2 separate regions of the Homo sapiens genome follow, and region 2 is linked to region 1. A link is a loop called in an ENCODE intact Hi-C map of the cell type or tissue named here. Cell type or tissue: endothelial cell of umbilical vein. All regions are shown on one strand. Each heading gives the region's core, and the rest is flanking DNA. Links, peaks and the distances in the headings are about the cores only.

Region 1 (5,398 bases), core at 192-5,191:
AAAGTCAGCCTTCTCACTGAGGTTCCATTCTGGTGGGGGAGGCAGGCAATGGATAACTTAAAAAATAAGTATTTTCAGGTAGTAATAAGTGCCTTGAAAAAGAGTGAAGCAGCACTGGAGATAAGGCAGGAAAAGCTGTTTTGGAGGGAGAAAGGGATGGGGAAAATCCTCTGAAAGATGTGAAAGAGGATCCGTACGGAGATAAGAGGAAAGAGTATTCCAGGCAAAGAAAGCAATGAGTGACAGGCCATGAGGCCGAGACTGCACTGGTGTGTTTTAAGAAAAGCAGGTAGGCCAGGGTGGCTGCATTGAAGAGCAAGGGCAAATGGTGGGAGATCAGGGCACGGAAGGGTGCAGGGCTTTGTAGGTTACAGTAAGGAGGGCATATTTTACTTAACTCATAATGAGAAGATACTGCAGTTTTGAACAGGGAAGTTACATTACCACATGTACATTTAAAAAAAGTCACTCTGTTGTGCAAAGTATAGACTATAGAGGAGAAAAATTGGAAGCTGGAAACCATCCTGGAGTTATCTCAGTAGTCAATAGAAAATAAAAATGGTAGTGTGGGTGAGAGTCATATCAGTGTAGAGGAGGACAACTTCAGGATATATTTTGGAAGTAGAACTGGCAAGACTTGTGTATGGAAAATGAAGGAAATAGAGAAATCAAGGATGCCCCATATGATTTTGGCCTGGCCAACTGATTGAATAGTAGCACATTTTATTAAAATGGGGAGTCTGGAGGAAGAGCACATTTGGAGAACATATGGAATTCTCGTATCATGATAAGTTTGTAAAACCACACAGATATCAGAGTCAAGATGTTAAATGTGGAGTTGGGTATAATAATCTGCAGCTTGGAGCTGTAAACTGGACATAAAAACTTGAGAATCATCAGTGTTTAGATATCTAATGCCAAAGAAATGGAGAAGCTCTCCCAGGCAGTGAACATCCACAGAGAAGAGAAGGTGGAGAATGGAATCCTAAACTACCCTAATACTGATGTTTGGAGGACAGAGGAGTAGGAGCCAGTTGAGGAGGCTGAAAAAGAACAGCCAGTGAGGTAGTAGGAAAATGAGTGTGGCATCCTGGAAGCCAAGTGAATGTTTTGGGCATAGGACCATGTCCTGCTGTATAGTGACAGAGATGGTTATTCGGTAGCATGAAAGAAGGTTCATAACCAAGAGTAATAATAAGTATTTGGGTGTTAGTTACTCTCACTTACTTTGTATTTTAATAAATGAAGGACATGAGAAAGGTCCAAGTGAACTCTCCCAAAGGACCTCCAAAATGGAGAAAGCAACACTGAAAACGCCCTGACAAGCAGTGACATAAAATGCCATTTTCCCTAAGGAACAGAGACATGAGCAAAAGATAGTGAAGGTTTTTTTTAGACTTCTTCCAACAGTAAATCAACATCACTAAACAGCTTATTGAAAAGGGCAAAATAAAATATGCTGATTAGACTTGCTATATCTTCTTGGCATTTGGGAGAGGAAAGGTTAAGGTTGAAGAAGTGGTAACTGAGAGCTAATATTCTTAGGTTTCCAGTAGGTCACACAGCAATTTAAGCCACATGAAAAGGAGAAGGTGGGAGGGCAAAGGCATATTTCAGGTTGTGGTGGATTGTGTTTTTCTATGTGCTCACTAGCTCAGAGACTTTACAGAAATAATGACACCCTGACTAGACAGGAAACGAAATTGCTGCCCCTGTTTAGTATTTATTGAGTGCCCAGAATGAGAGGCATTTAGGACACTTACATATTGGGTGGCTAGAAAGTTGTGGGACTGATTCCACATTTCATTACTTTGTGTGCAAACCTGGTATGATCTCTTTTCCACAGGTTTAGTTTATAAGGCATCTAGAAATACAGATCTCATACACAGTGTTTTTAAATCTATAACAAGTCTTTCTCTCTCACACATAGTATTGAACCTTTTCATGATTAATTTTGACTTTTTGTTGACATATAATTTAGTTTTTTTTTTTTTTTTTTTAATGTGTTAGCAGATTTGAAGTTAATCCCACAAAGGAGACCAACTGCGAGCCAGATATTTTTCTGGGGGCTATTTTTTAAATCTGTCTATTCAGATTTTTAGGAAGGATTTTCTCTCTAAGAGGGTGGACATATCTATTTTATGTGAACAGACCACTGATTTACAGACTCAATAGAAATATCACTTCATGGGAAATGAAATCACAAAAATAAAAGATAATCTCCACTGCCAGGTTGAAAGAACAAACCAAACTAAACTCTGACGCTGTAATAGGATCAGATGTTTAGTAAAGTTGATCTCTTCCTTTCCCTGATCTATCCTCTGAATAATTCAGGATACATTGCAGGAATATGGCTGCACTGGATTAATCCGCATTCTATGAAGTTACAGAAAAAATGTGATTATTCTCACTAACAGAAGGGAACAAAAGCATAGGCAATCCAAAATGGTGGCAAACTCCCTGAATCATGTCCATTTGGCTTTGAGATGTGTTTTCTATTTAAGCTTAATATGGATGCATCTGATTTTTCTGGGAATTTACTTCAAAGAGAATAATGAAATGACACAGTGAAACTTGGCTCCCTTTGAGCTGGGAAAGGCTCCAGTTTTCCATCCTAATCCTGTTCATTCAGGAAACAGACATGACCTTGCTGAAAGTTCTGTCTGAACAGAAAAACTGTACACTAATTCTTTGGATTTCAAAGGGCTTCCTCACAGAGATCTAAGTTCCCTTAAGGCCAGAGCAATAAGTAAGCAGAATGCTAGACAGTGCTTCAGCTGGGAAGGTCGAGCATGCAGACAGAAATGAACCTGGCTGCTAGGTGAGGCTGAGGAAGCATTGCAAGGGAGTAAATAAGCTCTCCTCGAGCACCCACCCAGCTTTGTCATGCAAAGCAGTGTAGTATATGTGATAAGCCCTCCAGTTTATCTATAGATTGTTTCTCTTAATAACTTTGAAATCTTTAAATACTTAATTTGGCTAGCCTCTTACTCTGAAAAATAATACACCATGATTTTGTTGTGAAAAATGAGCTAATACTCAGTGCTCAGCTCCATATAAGGTGCAAAATCAATGATCAAAATCATGAGCTATAATTAGAGTCTATGGACTGAACTTAAAATTGCCTCTCACATGGAAATGTATTGTTTTTCCAATATATTTAGTTAGAATTGTGCTTAGTAAAATGCACTGTCACTTAAAAACATAACTAAATTCATGTATTCAGCAAGGAAATGTTAAACAACTACCGTGTACTAGGTATGTTTATTCACTCAAAGATTTATTTTTGCCATATATTTTCACAATCAAGTGGTCCTAAATAGAAAAACTACCATAATATGAAAACCCAAATAATTTATGACACTACAGGTTGTCTTGAATAATAGTTATATGTAATGCAAGAAATATGATTGAATCATAGATGAGGGTGGAAAAAGAAACTATAAAATCCAATTTTGAGACAAATGGGGACATTTGAATATGACTTAGATAAGAGAAGCTATCAGGTAAATATTGTTGTTTTATTTGTGATAGAGGTATTATGGTTATGTCAGAGAATATCATCATTCTTAGGAGATTCATGCCAAAATATTTAAGAGTAGTAAGATATCTGCGAATTACTTTCAACTGGGTCATAAAAAATAAAAAGAATATGGAAAAATGTTAAGTTTATAACCTAAGTTAGTAGTATAAAACTGAGCATTCTACTATTCTTTTATCTATTTCTATATACAAAGATTTTCTTAGTAAAATTGGGAAAAAGGAAAGACAAAAACATGGCCCACATACACATACACTTTTTAAAATTCTAAATGAAAAGGCTGGGAGTGAAGGCTCATGCCCATAATCCCAGCACTTTGGGAAGCTGAGGCTAGTGCATAGCTTGAGCTCAGGAGTTTGAGACCAGCCTGGCCAATGTGGTGAAACTCTGTCTTTATGCAAAACGCAAAAAGTAGACAGGCAGAGGAGAAAACTGAGGGCCAACAGGTTAAGTAATCTACCCAAATAACCAGATAATGCTGGAGTCTGATCGCTTTCCACCAGAGAACATGGCAGTACTCATCTATCTAAACTGCTCCTTTTACTCTGGTCAAAGATTCAGAAATGGTGCCTTCAATCACAAGGGAGACAAATCAGAGAATGAAAATGATCAATGTGAAACCATTCACACTAATGGAGAAACAAGCATCCTCGTGTGATGAGAAAGTCATAGCATCATCCTCTCCTAATATAAAGGTCAGAAGAATTTTCTTCATGATAGAGGAACCAAGATAGCAGGTCTTAAGTTCTGAAAAAGTAAATGAATTTCAGAGAAACATGCCTTCAAACATTCTAACATTGTCAAAATAAAGATTAATGAAATATATTCATTTTATGTTATGTAGCAAAATATCCAGCTATGTTTGTAACTGATGTCACAGGTAAAGAAATAAGCTTGTGTGGTTGATATCTAAATAGCTATTATTACAATTAGTAATATAATATATTTTCTACAAGATACTCAGTGAATTTCAAAACAGCAATGGGTGCTTAGTACCATTAATGTTTATTAACTTTTTAATATATTTATGTTTATGAACTTTTTAATAAGTATAATTATAGAAATGCATCAATTGTCTATAATTCAACTAAAAGGAACCTTCAATAAACCATATTGGAATAGTGGACACATTCATTTTTTAGTGTAGGAAAGGTAAATTATAATACTGGTATTTTGTAAAAGCAAGCATAGTACTATCAGGTTAGCATTCACTTTATGTAATCTCCCACAATGTTAAGTACAGAGAGCAATATTTTTTAGCTACTCAGACAGTTTTACAACATTGAATATCCCTTTTCATTCTATCTCACTCAACAGCAACAGTTGTAGTTTGGCCTGTTTCCTCATCTTGCTTTCACTTCCGTGGTCTGCAGGGTAGTTTAAAAAGAGAAACTTAGATCTAGGCTACTGGACACAGTTATTATTCCAAAGAAATTCAAATTCTAAAATCATCAAAGATACAGATATAGTTGTATGCAATAAGGCAGCAAAGAAACCAATATGTTGTGTCTTACTATGTGAGGGGAAAGAGGATGCTAAGTCATGGTCCTTGGCTCCTTGCTAACAGAAAGGTCAATGCAATTCTCACTAACAATTTGACGACTTAAAATTTTGATTAAGAAAAACACACCACCACCTCCCTGAAGATTCCATTTAATTAAGGCTCTAGGACATCATGTATAAACATATATATATATATATATATATATATATATATATATATACACACACACACATATATGTATATATATATTTGTATTTCCAGCATTTCAAAATGCACTCATATTTTTGTGTCTATGTGGCAATGAAAAAGAAATGCCTTTTTCTCTTTTTATAGTAAACTATGTCCACCCTGCC
Region 2 (5,398 bases), core at 58-5,057, 92 kb before region 1:
ATGCCTATGAACTACAATGTATCAAACGCACCTACTTACTATTGTAATGAATAAAATATGTAACAATTCCTTATTAGCTAGATGACAGTGAAAAAAGTTAATCATTCTGTGTTTCAGTTTCCTCATCTGTAAAATGAAGATGTAATTAACAATACCTTCTTCATCACAGTGTTATGACTATTAAATAGTATAATTAAGGAAAGCTTTTGGAAGAGCACTTTGGACACAAACAACATTGAAAAAGATTAGACATTACAATTTTCATGATTACTATTATTAGAATTCTTTTTTTTTTAAAGACAGAGTCTCCCTCTGTCACCCAGTCTGGAGTGCGGTGGCATGATATCGGCTCACTGCTACCTCCGCCTCCCAGGTTCAAGCAATTCTCCTGCCTCAGCCTCCTCAGTAGCTGGGACTACAGGCACCCACCACCAGCCCCGGCTAATTTTTGTATTTTTAGTAGAGATGGGCTTTCACCATATTGGCCAGGCTGGTCTCAAACTCCTGACCTTGTGATCCGCCCACCTCAGCCTCCCAGTGCTGGGACTACAGGCGTGAGCCACCACACCCGGCCTAGAATTCTTAAAAGCACTGATGAATAATAGCATCTTACCACTATGCACTTTTTCAGTGAATGAATATTATAATGATTATGAGTGCCCATAAGGCATATTTGAACATAGAAAGATCATTGTTCTGGTTATTTACTGCTGAAAAACAAACTACTCCAAAATTTATCAGCTTAAAACAATTCTCTTATATTGCTCATGATTTTGTTGGATTGAGTATTCAGGAAGACCTCAGCTGGGTGGTATATCTGATCCATGGACCATCCACTGGAACAGCTAGGGCTGGAAGCTCAGCATCCAATTCATGGAAGGGGCTACACAAGGATGTGAATTCCAGGAGGCATGGTTTGTTGAAGCGGGAACATTTGTGGAAACTAGCTCTCACAGTCATTATTTGCGTGGAAGTTGAGGATGACTAGTGAGTTAATTCCTTATACCCCTTTCAGCTCTTGGATTCCATATATCTAATTGGTACTTGCTTAATGAGGAGGAGAATGCTTTTGTTAATACCACTGCCTCTACCACCAGGCATTTTCAATGCTATTTCTGTTGGCACATTTTTATTTCATTCCCAGGAGAGGAAAGCAGCATGCTCTGCCCACTGCAGACACATTTGCCATTTACAAGCCTGTAAGTGTTATTTCACCACTTATTTCTCTCTGTGTATTAGAGTGTGAGTTCTTTCCCTATTTAAAATCAAATACTGTCCTGGATTGCTCCTCCAATATGTCAAATTTTAAAGATGAAAGTCAACTAAGATTTTTGCTATTTGAGTATGTGGCAATAGACATCAGAAACAGATTATGTAGGGAGATGAATGTAATTTTTTTCTTTTTTTTTTTTTTTTTACAAAAAGCTTGAAGGGCTATACTGAAGTGCTCATTATCTAAACATATTGTTAGAGATCAAGTGGTTTCTGTCACAGGGCTTAAACTTCTTTAAATTGCAACCTAATCTGCATAGAAAAAGAAGGTGACTTTTTGTATGACATTGGACTTCAGACCTTGGTCTTTCTGTTTAAGTATACACAAAATTTAAGATTAATCACTTTTTTGCATGGCTTTTCAAATGTGAGAACTCAACTCCCAACTTTCAGACTAAGGAATTTTCAAATTTTGCTCCAGGTATAATAAGTTCTTCTAGCATCCTCCAGGTTCTCAGTTGACTGTTCCAGGTTCTTGATTGTAATATGACAGTGTTTCTCCTTTCGCTTAATGCTTGAGTTGTGTGCTTATGCAGTTTCATATATTTCAGGCATCATCTATTTGTGTTCTTGACCATTGATAATTATCTTATTAATTCTGGTTAGATGTCTTATTTTGGCTAGGGCTGGTGGACAGCCTGTCATATGGCCTCACGGAATATATTCACCACAGCTTCATAACCGTGAATATTCATCATAGCACACATATTTGTGACATTTGAAACTTTTAAGTAAGACACAGATGTTTGAGCAGATTTCTTGATTTATACTCAGCTCACAATTATTGAGTTTAAACATAGTAAATGGTTAACCTCATAGAGTGTCCCCTCCCTGCCCCTGGGAATTCTGAGTAATTCTAGCCAATGCATTTTTTTGAAATTTAATTCAATTCCCATGATAAGTTTAATATCTTGCCTGTGCTGCCACTGAAGATAAAAACTCTTGTCATGCATATATGCATCATATATACCATTTTGGCCTATTTATATTATTTTAGATTTAATTTTTACTACCTTACTGTGATTATGAAGGACAATTAAAGCACCAAATGCGCCCTGTTGGCCCACTTACTTGGTATAATGAAACAAGTATTTATATTTCCCTCCGAAGTGTTTGGATCTACTTTAGAACCACCAGAAATCTTGCTAATTCATGTAGTAGAAAGAGAGGTTGAATGAGTCATGTCAAGTGATCCATGAGATTAATATAGACAAATATGTCATATCCTCATGCATGCAGCTGTGAATGACATATCTACTTTGCCATCTGTAAACTTAATGGACAAAATGTCCCAGTGACTTCTTTAGAGTTCAGAGTAATTCAGTTATCAGCAGGCACATTTCCTGTTGCCTAATACCCAAATCTAATTCCATGGGGAAGCTTTAGTCTGGCTCTTGGAGTAGGTAGAAAAATCTGCTAACCACATTATGCTCTTTCATAACCACATTGAATTGTACTGTTAGCTAACACTGAGTAAATGCAAATGTCGTATACTTTGAGACAATATATGCTTTATATGAATCGATGTTCATTCTTGCTACATTTATATTTTAACTCAGTAGTGAAATTTAACAATGCACAGTAATATAAAAACTATCATTTATTTCTGTGCTTAATAAGATCTGAAATAAACCTTTCTGTAAAGTAACTATATAGCATCTTTAATTTACATTTTATTTATGTTATGTAACATTTGCTATTTTTATAATGAATGTCATATTATTTGCTCCACATTGAAAAATATGTAGCATTTCTTCCAGGAATATCTATTACCTTTCTTACTATCTGTCAAATCAAAATCTTAATTTTTCTGTTGCTTCTTATGTAATTATTTCAATTTACAGAATAAAATTTCTAATTTTTAATACACTTAATTTATATAAGAATTTCAGCTTTACAGAAAAATTGAGAAGATAATACAACAAATAATTTACCTAAACACACACACACAGATACACACTGTACATACACTTTTCTCCTATTATTAATATCTTACATTAGTGTGGGTCATTTGTTATAATTAGTGAACCAATACTGGTATATTATTGTGAATTAAAGTTCATATTTCACATTAAGTCTCCTCTTTGTGTTGTACAATTCTCTGGGTTTTGACTAATGTATAATCTAATTTATCAATAATTGCAGTTATCACCCTGGACTTGTAAGAGCTATTGATCTTGTTATTATCTCTGCAGTTTTAATTTTTCCAGATATTTATATGGTAGTAATCATACAGTGTATAGACTTTCAACAGTTCCTTCTCTTATTTAGCAATAAATATTTAAGGTTTTTCTATTTTTTTTGAGCTTTATACCTCAAAGCTTTTTATTGTTGGATAATATTACATCATATGATGTACCATAATTTGTTTATATTCATTCACATATTAAAATCAACTTGGTTTCTACGAAGTTTTGGCAATTATGAGTAAAGCTGTCATAAACATTCATGTACATATGTTTTCTATTAATTTTGGTATATACCAAGAATATGACTGCAGCCTCATATGATAAGCACATTTAGCTTTGTAAGAAGCTGCCAAACCATCTTCCAAAGTGCCTATGGGATTTTGCGATCCTATCAACAATGAAGAAAAGTTCATGTAGTTCCACATCCTTACTAGTATTACTAGTTAATGTAGCTCCATATTTTTACTAGTACTTGGTGTGCTCAGTGTTTTGGATTTTAGCCATTCTAATAGGTGAGCAGTAGTAACTTGTTTTAATTTACAATTCCCTAATGACATATAGTGTGGAACATCTTTTCATATGTTTATTTGACATGAGCATATATTTGGTGAGGTGTCTATTCAGATGTGTTACCCATTTTTTAATCACCTCATTTCTTTTCTTGCTGTGTTCTTTTTCAATTGTTAATTCTTATGGATACATAGTGGGTGAATGCATTTATGGGGTACATGAGATATTTTGACACAGGCATACAATGTGTAATAATCACCTCAGTGTAAATGAGGTATCCATCACCTCAAGCATTTATCATTCCTTTATGTTACAAACAATCCAGTTGTACTCTTTTCGTTATTTTTAAATGTAAAATAAATTGTTGTGGACTGTAGTCACCCTGTTGTGCTACCACATACTAGATCTTATTTATTTGATCTCATATACTTTTGTATTCATTAACCATCCCCATTTCCCATCCAACCACCCACTACCCTTCTAGCCTCTGGTAACCATCATTGTATTCCTTCCATGAATTCAATTGTTTCAATTTTTAGCTCCCACAAGTAATTGAGAACATGCAAAGTTTGTCTTTCTGTGCCTGGCTTATTTCACTTAACATAATATCCTCCAGTTGCTTCCATGTTGCTGCAAATGACAGGATCTCATTTTTTATGTAACGGAATAGTACTCCATTGTGTATATGTACCACATTTTCTTTATCTATTCATCTGTTGATAAACACTTAAGTTGCTTCCAAATCTTGTTTTTTGTGAGTAGCACTACAATAACCTGAGAGTATGGATTTCAGATTATCTCTTTGATATACTGACTTCGTTCTTTTGAGAATCCTAGCAGTAGGATTGCTGGGACATACAGTACTTCTATTTTTAATTTTTTGTGGAACCTCCATACTGTTATCCATAGTGGTTGTACTAATTTACATTCCCACCAACAGTGTATGAGGATTTTATTTTCTCCACATCCTCACCAGCATTTGTTATTGCCTGTCTTTTGGATAAAAGCCATATTAACTGGGGTGAGATGATATCTCATTGTGGTTTTGATTTGCATTTCTCTAATGATTAATAATGTTGAGCAACTTTTCATATACCTGTTTGCCATTTATATGTCTTCCTTTGAGAAATGTCTTTTCAGATCTTTTGTGCATTTTTAATGAGATTATTGGTTTTTTTTTCCTGTTGAGCAGTTTGAGCTCTTTATTTATTCTGGTTATTAATCCTTTGTCAGATGGATGTTTTACAAATGTATTCTCACATTCTATGGGTTGTCTGTTTATGTTGTTGATTGTTTCCTTTGCTTTGTGGAAGCATTTTAAGTTGATGTGATCCTACTTGTCCATTTTTGCTTTGGTTGTCCACACTTGTGGTGTATTACTGAAGAAATCTTTGCCCAGTCCAAAATCCTGGAGAGTTTCCCAGTGT

The links. A loop is a pair of places that touch in the nucleus more often than their neighbours do. Peaks named below come from ENCODE experiments on the same cell type or tissue, not always from the same donor. Only the 100,000 strongest peaks of a DNase experiment are listed, where the experiment ranks them.
Region 2: a loop joins it to region 1, with 4 times the contacts of the local background. A loop is called at or near these places in 4 of 110 quality-filtered maps.

Annotation. Positions count from the first base shown.
Region 1 is chr3:178,076,386-178,081,783 of GRCh38, reverse strand. No RefSeq gene overlaps it. Among named protein-coding and RNA genes, the nearest start is that of LINC02015, 260 kb to the right of the region's middle. In endothelial cell of umbilical vein, for the core only: no CTCF peak of the experiment used is centred there; DNase peaks (open chromatin) are centred at 1,683, 2,603 and 4,873; H3K27ac peaks cover 1,278 bases.
Region 2 is chr3:178,168,017-178,173,414 of GRCh38, reverse strand. All of the region lies in intron 10 of LOC105374235 (a long non-coding RNA gene), which reads left to right. Among named protein-coding and RNA genes, the nearest start is that of LINC01014, 250 kb to the left of the region's middle. In endothelial cell of umbilical vein, for the core only: no CTCF peak of the experiment used is centred there; a DNase peak (open chromatin) is centred at 2,544; H3K27ac peaks cover 2,405 bases.